3 separate regions of the Homo sapiens genome follow, and all the other regions are linked to region 1. Evidence: chromatin loops called from intact Hi-C (ENCODE). Cell type or tissue: heart left ventricle. All regions are shown on one strand.

Region 1 (2,500 bases):
TCTCCTTCTTCCTCTTCTTTCTCTTTCTTCTTTCTTCTTCCTTATTCTCCTTTTCCCTTCTTCTCCCTTCCTCTTCTCCTTCTTCTCCTTCTCTTCCTTCTCCTCCTCCTCTTTCTTCTTCTTCTCCTTCTCCTCTTCCTCCTCCTCCTTCTTCTTCTCCTCCTCCTTCTCCTCATTCTCTTTCTCCTTTCTTCCTCTTCATCTTTTCTTCTTCTTCTCCTCCGCCTCCTCCTTCCTCTTCCTCTTCCTCTTCCTCTTCTCCTTCTAAAGGAGCAGGAATCTGGATTATTATGTGAAATTAGCTCGCGACTCAATGAAGCAATTTCTACATGGTGCATAAACAGATTGTCTTTACGCTGAGTGACTCCGCTTGGGCCACTAGATTTCAGCCGCTGCCTTGAATTCCTCTCTGGCGCTTTCTAAGCAGACGCTTGTTCCAGGGATTCCACCACCTCTACCCGTGCTCCAGGCCTCCAGAGTGAGAACCAAACACTGCCCAGACAGACAGGTTCCCGGGTACACGGTGAGGCCCTGGGGAAAGGTTGCTGCCAGCTACAGACTGGTTCTAGGACTCTCCCTGGAGGTTGAGAGAACTTCCTGTAGCAGGCACAGGTGTCTTTGCCTTACAGCCCCTGCCCAAGGCTTGGGTGACACTACAGGTCCTCAACGCAGTTGCTTCTAGGGTGAAACGTTCCACTCCCCTCCAACCCCGGCTTGGGTTCCTTCTCTGTCTCCCCACAATCTCCCTGTGACTGTGGGAAGGGACACCCCAAGGCCCATGGGATGCGCTTGACTCCTCATTCCCCGCACTAGTCCTTCCCAACCCCTGGCTCCCCTGTCTACTTCCTGAGGTCCTTCTGTGAGGAAAACAATCCATGATAACTTTATAGACAAACAGACACCAAAACCTGCGTTTCCTGGGTTTTACAAGAGCAAGAGGGCCAGGCTTGCTCAGGGGCGCCCCCTGGCGGTGCCTCGTCCCCCACCGGCCCTGCTGGGCTGGGGGAACCATGGTCGGGGGTGGCGGCTCCCAACCTGTTCTGCCTCAGGACCCAGTCACTCTCCGCAAAATGACTGAGTACCCTAAAGAGTTTTTGCTTATACAGGTTATAGATCTATACTTGCAGCATTAGAAATTGAAACAAAATTTTAAAATGTTTATTAATTCTTTTAATATAATTATAAGCCCATTACACATTTGAATATAAATAACATTCTATGAAAATTAGTTGCATCCTCCAAAAGTAAAAACATTTAGTGACAAGAGTGCTGTCATTTTACATTTTTGTACATTTCTTTAACAACTGGCTTCACAGACTACAGGCGGGACCTTCGAATCTGCCTCCGAGTTCAATCAGTCCCGATGTCACACATCAGTCTCTGGAAAACTCGCCTGTCACCTTATGAGAGAATGAGGGCAAAAAAGGCAAATGATATCTGAGTGTTACTATAAACATGACTTTTGGACCCCCAGGGGTCCCCTGACTGTGCTTTGAGAACTGCTGGTTGGTGTAAGGGTAAGATCGTGGTCACTGTGGCCAGATAGACTTAGGGGGGTGCCAGAGTCTAGGCCAGGCGTGTGGAGGACATGGGGCATGTAGGGGGCTCAGACCTCAGAGCTCCTGTTGCAGTGGGAATTCGGAGCCCTCCCCTCAAGCAAGCTAGGTGAGCTCTTCTGGGTCCTGAGGCAAGATTCTGGCTCCACCTTGGCTCCTGCACTCTTGAGCCTCATCTGTAAAATGGGATGAGAGCAATTCCTCCCTCCCTGGGTGGAGGTGCTGCTTGAACCTCAGAATCCCCGTGCAATGAGGCCTTGTGATGCCATAGCCAATGAGGCTCAGCCCCAGCCACACACCTGGAGATGTTAAAACAGCCTCAAAGCTCATCTTCAGCTGTTCGGTGGCTAAGGAATTGATTAACTTATTGAACGGTTAAGTGCTTACCACATTCTAGAAGTTCTGGGGAAGTGCCTGGCCCTTGGGAATCATGGCCGGCTCCGCAGGGTGTTGGATTTGCTGTGGGATGTCCCCACTGGCCTTCAGGGGCATTCCTGATGCTCTCTGGATTTCCATCTGCTTTCTCTGCCAGGGGCATTTTCAGCTCTCCCTGCAGATTTTCAACCTGCACCCTGAGTGTGTTTCCCCCATCTGCAAAGCACTCTGATTTGCTCTGTGGAGGGCATTTCTATGAGCTGATGAAGCTGTCCCCATCTGTTCTGCAAGGGTGTCCCACCTGGGATGAAAAGGAACCCCCGGCTGCTGTGGAGGGAGGGTCCCACTGTCCTGGGGGAGTGGCTGCACCCACTCTGTGAAGTCATGCCGCTGCCCACTTGCTCTGTGGGGTGAGGTGCACCGGACTCTCTGCAGGAGGAACCCCTGGGCCCATGCCCTGGAGATGGGAGGGCTCCTACCTGTTCTCTGGTAGGAGAGAAAGACTCAGCCTCTCTGGAGATTCCCCCACCTGCTCTGTTTGAACAACGGTATCTTCTTGGTGGTGGTAT
Region 2 (2,500 bases), 85 kb before region 1:
CCAACCCAAGCCAGTCCTTGCGGGGCATCTTTGGTTCCTGCTTGCTCAGTAGGCATCAGGCCTCCTGCTTCTAGAAGCGGCCCCCCCATTTCTCTTTGGGGTATCTACCTTCCTGCATTTGGTGAAGTCTTGGTTGAACTCTCAATCAAAGTACCCCACCCTTTCCAGCTGGAGGATGGGCATTTGACGTGATCTTAGCCAATGAGACTCTTTGAATTCTAATGAATGAAGCCAGCAAACAGCTGGAGGTTGGTGCCTCAAAGGGGTCTCTGCAGCTGGACCACACTCAGCTGCAGGTGCGGCTGGTCTGGAGTCTGCCCGTCCCTGAGGTCTGGGTCTTCAGCTCCCTCCAGAACCTGAGAACCACTCCAGATCCTCTAACTAGTTCTGTTTGGCTCAGGTTAGCTACAGCCTGTTCCTGCGGTCTGTAGCTCCAGAGCAGTGATGACTGCAGGGAGCGACCCTAGTGAGTTGGAGGCACTGCTGGGGCTCAAACTTAGGTCTCCAAACCCTCAGTCCAGTGCTCATGCCCCTGGGGAGAAGCCTCTGGCCTGGGGACAGGGGTGGGACTGAAATGAAGTGGAACCGAAGGGAAGAAATGAGTGTTCTCATCTCATGGTCTGGTGCTGGGGTGTGGGTGTTGGTGGTTTGGCTGCTGGGCAGAGTGTGAGGAGGTGTATAGAACTAGGCAGGCAGGGGTAGGATGCGGTCAATCAGACAGGTAGCCTTTGGCCCTCACAATCCCCTGCCTCTTCCCCAGTACCCCTGGCATGTGGTAGGATCTCTGATCTGGGGTAGAGGGGTGGGGTGGGGGTCAGGGATTTGGTAAACAGAGCCTGTGCCTGACCTGATTCAGACTAACCAGAATGGGTTTGTGACTCCGTGTGGTAGAGGCTTCACAGTGGGACTGTCTCTAACTCACTTTGAAAGTGAAACCAGCCACTCACCAAACATGGGGGCCCCTGCTGGTTCTGAAAGCTCTGGCAGCCTCTTTATTCACCAGTCACCCGAAGTATAAACCAGTTAGCAAGACAGCTTCAAGGTCAGCCAGCCAACTGGTGTGTGCGTGGGCCTCACCAGGCCTTCCAAGTGCGCATTTAGGTAGCCTTCCAGCAAGTCGGTGGGCTGTGAGCTCAGGGTCAGCTCTCCCCCATGTTTGGGTCACCTACCCCACCAGTACATTAGGCAGAGGAGGTTTTTATCAAAGACCTCCCGTACTGTCCTTGAGCATCCAATGCTCACACTGGCACCAGGGCCTGTGGTACAACACTGGTCCTACTCCAAGGCCCCGCAGACAGAAAACCGTGGGGGCGGGCACTCTTCCCCTCGCTGCCCTCTCACTCGATCGCCATCACCCAACGTGGTCAGTCATTGCTGTAATTAAAGACTATTTCAAATCTGAGATCTGTACTAAATATATGCATGCCCCTGTACTTGGCTAAGGCACCTGTGTCAGCCAGGAACTTCAGTTGCAAAAACTCTACTGGCTACTGTCATTAGAAAAGGAATCATTCAGGATATTCTGAAGCTCAGGAATCTCTGGCAGGACCCGCAAATCAGGCTTGGAGAAGCTTGGAGAAGCTTGGAGAGGCTTGGAGAATTGCTGCATCCTGGACACGATGTTCCGACACCACCCTCGCCAGCCTCCAGGTCTTGGAGTTGAGGCTTCTGATTGGGGAAGCCTAATCACACGCACACACTTCAGGACTGAGGTCTGGAGCTGAGGCTTCTGATTGGGTGAGCCTGGTCACATGATCATATTCCCAGCCTGTGGTCTGGAACCCAGGCTTCTGACTGGGGGAACCTGGTCACATGCCCTCCCAGTCAGCAGTCTGGAGCTGGCTTCTGATTGGGGGAGCCTGGTCACATGCTCACTTTCCCAGCCTGTGGTCTGGAACTGAGGCTTCTGATTGGGGGAACCTGGTCACATGCTCTCCCCGCCTGAGGTCTGGAGCTGAGGCTTCTGATTGAAGGAACCTGGTCACATGCTCACTTTCCCAGCCTGAGGTCTGGAATGGAGGCTTCTGATTGGGCAGCCTGGTCACATGCCTATGTCCCAGCTGCAAGGGAGGCTGGAAAAGCAGTTTCAGCTTACTGGTTAGGGTAGGAGACTCCTAAAAAAGGAGATAACTCCAACACAAGAAAGATTTGCAAAGATGCAGCGCACCCAGATGTAAACTAAATATCCAGGACAGCACCTGAGAAGAAACAGGGCTGGCAGAGGGTCCCTTTGTCAATGCCACCCTCAGCTGCACTCCTCCCTCTGAAAGTGGCGCTTCCTCACATATGGGCCGGCTGTGGTGGTGGAGTTTTGTTGCATGTTTAAGTTAGAATTAATGGCGAGTATTTTAAATGGGAGGTTTTCACGTTTTTTTGTTTTGGTTTCTTTGAGATGGAGTCTTGCCTGTGGCCCAGGCTGGAGTGCAGTGGCACGATCTTGGCTCACTGCAACCTCCACCTCCCGGGGTTCAAGCAGTTCTCCTGCCTCAGCCTCCCAAGT
Region 3 (2,500 bases), 180 kb before region 1:
GTGGAGTTTGCCCCCTAGACTTTCTCCCACCACCATCTGCTGCTGCTGGGTGGATGGGGTCTTGAGCTGCATTCCTTCCCTGGGTGGCCTCCTGCTGCTTTAAATACTGACTTAGTCTCTGGAGTCCTAAAAGAAATGGAAGAAAACACAAATAAACGGAATGATATCTTGTGTTCATGAAATGGAAGAATCAGTATTGTTAAAATGTCCATAGCACCCAAAGAGCTACAGATTCAGTGCAATCCCTATCAAAATCCCAACGTCATTTTTCACAGAAAAAAAAAAAAAAAAACCCTAAACGTTGTATGGAACTACAAAAGGCCCTGAGTAGCCAAAGCAATCTAGAACAAAAAGAACAAAGCCAGAGGCATCACCCTACCTGATTTCAAAATATACTACGAAGCTGAGATCTCACCACTGCACTCTAGCCTGGGCGACAGAGTGAGACCATGTCTCAAAAAACAAAACAAAACAACAACCCCAGAAACTCATTTCTCAGAGTTCTGGAGCATGGGAAGTCCAAGACCACGGTGCCAGCAGATTCAATGTCCGGTGAGACCTGCTTTCTGGTTCATAGATGGTGAACTCGTCACTGTATCCTCACGTGGTGGAGGGGGCTAGTTAGCTCTCAGGGCCTGTATTATAAAGGTGACAAGCCCACTTACGAGGGCCCTTCCCTAATGACCTAATCATCTCCCAAAGGCTTCTCCTTCAAATGCCATCACGCTGGAATTAGTTTTCAACATATGAATTCAATATATACGTTCTCAGGGATGTAAACACTCGGTCAATAGCAAATGCCATCTACGTTGGGACAACTCCACGCTTATGCCTCCAGCCTGGACCCTTCCCCTTTTCCAGAATATTCTATCCAAACACTCAACAGCTTCATGTTCAACAGGCTTCTCACCCAAAATGTCCAGGACAGAAGCTTGATTCCTGGATGCTCTAAGCCCACTCCTCCCGCGGCCACCCCCTCCTAGTTAAATGGTGCCTCCATCCGCCAAGGTGCTAAGAATGAAACCCAACATCATTCTTGACTCCCTCAGCAAGTCCTAAAGCCTCTACAATACCAACTCTCCGTCCAGCCACTTCTTACACTTCCCACCATCACCTCCCTGGCCCAAGCCTCCGTCCCCTTGCCTGGACACTGCCATGGCCCCACCGGGTCTCTCAGCGTCCGCCCTGGTGTCACTGTGGCCTATTCCTCATATGGCCACCAGAGGGTGCCTTCTTGATCAGGATTCGCCGGTTTTTCTGCTCGCGCCCAGAAGAAATCCAGTGTGTGAGCGAAGGCTCCTTGGTCATTTTTTCATGGCGCTTTCACCACCTGCCACTGTGATTGTATTTGTTGCTAGCTTGTTTATTGTCTGTCTCCCACCTGGAATGTGAGCTCTCTGGGGGCAGGGACTTCTATTTGTACACTGCCATTTACCCAGAGAAATGGACCCAGAACGAGCTTGTTAACCATGGGATGCTGGCCTGACAGAGGACTTGCTGGCAAGGGCCGATCTTCTCCACCCTTCTCCCCGACTATTCAAGGAACCTTTCCCCACAACCTCCATGTCCAGATGCCCAGCATCAGAAGCCCCTGGACCACCCAGAGCTGGAGGATGGACACCCGGGTCCAGGGCTCCAGGAGAAAGGCAGGAGCCGGAAGGCCATGGGGGAGGGAGGGTGATTTTTCTAGTGAGAATGAAGCCTTGCCCAAGACCTGCCCATGGGAGGAGATGAGATGGGGATGGAGGGGTGCATTGTTTGGAGAGGAGAAGCCGCTCCACTTCTCCCGCCTCTGTGGACTAGCGTAGGGGTCCCCAGAGAAGCTTCATCTGTATTTACAGCTGCTCCTCGTTGCTCGCATTACTGCCTGAGCTCTGTCTCCTGTCAGATCAGCCGTGGCATAAGATTCTCATGGGAGCATGAACCCCGTTGTGAACTGCGCATACGAGGGATTTGGGTTGCAGGCTCCTTATGAGAATCTAATGCCTGATGATGATCTGTCACTGTCTCCCATCACTCCCGGATGGGACCGTCTAGTTGCAGGAAAACAAGCTCAGGGGTCCTACTGATTCTACATGATGGTGAGTTGTGTAATTATTTCATTATGTATTACAATTAATAATAGAAATAAAGTGCACAATAAATGTGTTTGCATCATCCCAAAAGCATCCCCCCAAATCCGTGGAAAAATTGTCTTCCACGAAGCCAGTCCCTAGTGCCTAAAAGGTTGGGGACCGCTGGGCTAGAGCAACGGCTGGTGCAGACCTCAGGGTGTTTGGTGCCTGAAGGTGGACAGGCAGGCTGGGCTGGGACTCTGTTCCTACCCTTCCACGATAAGGTTGGGACTGGGCTAAGAAAGGGAGGGGGTGAGTGGTGACTGCTGAGGGCCTAGAGGGGGCACCCCAAGGTCCAGTAGGAAGAGGATTTGGTTGGGTAGGAAGGGGAGGGGGCTTTGTCCCAGAGCGACGGGGAAGACAGGATGCCACGCGCAATCTGGAAA

The links. A loop is a pair of places that touch in the nucleus more often than their neighbours do. Peaks named below come from ENCODE experiments on the same cell type or tissue, not always from the same donor. Only the 100,000 strongest peaks of a DNase experiment are listed, where the experiment ranks them.
Region 2: a loop joins it to region 1, with 2.5 times the contacts of the local background. A loop is called at or near these places in 26 of 110 quality-filtered maps.
Region 3: a loop joins it to region 1, with 17 times the contacts of the local background. A loop is called at or near these places in 15 of 110 quality-filtered maps.

What each region holds. Positions count from the first base shown.
Region 1 is chr22:37,076,441-37,078,940 of GRCh38, reverse strand. All of the region lies in intron 10 of TMPRSS6 (transmembrane serine protease 6), which reads left to right. LOC124905113 (a long non-coding RNA gene) reads right to left here and starts at 1,853. Exons shown (of 2, transcript XR_007068092.1): 1 at 1,613-1,853; 2 at 1,137-1,400. RefSeq lists a silencer at 944-1,083 and an enhancer at 671-1,172. In heart left ventricle, a CTCF peak has its summit at 966 (motif pointing left); a DNase peak (open chromatin) is centred at 980; H3K27me3 peaks cover 1,566 bases.
Region 2 is chr22:37,161,030-37,163,529 of GRCh38, reverse strand. It overlaps a transcript of IL2RB not described here. Among named protein-coding and RNA genes, the nearest start is that of IL2RB-AS1, 4.5 kb to the left of the region's middle. In heart left ventricle, no CTCF peak of the experiment used is centred here; no DNase peak of the experiment used is centred here; H3K27me3 peaks cover 377 bases.
Region 3 is chr22:37,259,763-37,262,262 of GRCh38, reverse strand. The region is part of intron 2 of LOC107985576 (a long non-coding RNA gene); the gene reads left to right. Among named protein-coding and RNA genes, the nearest start is that of RAC2, 17 kb to the right of the region's middle. RefSeq lists an enhancer at 1,123-1,662. In heart left ventricle, a CTCF peak has its summit at 1,217 (motif pointing right); a DNase peak (open chromatin) is centred at 1,196; H3K27me3 peaks cover 2,500 bases.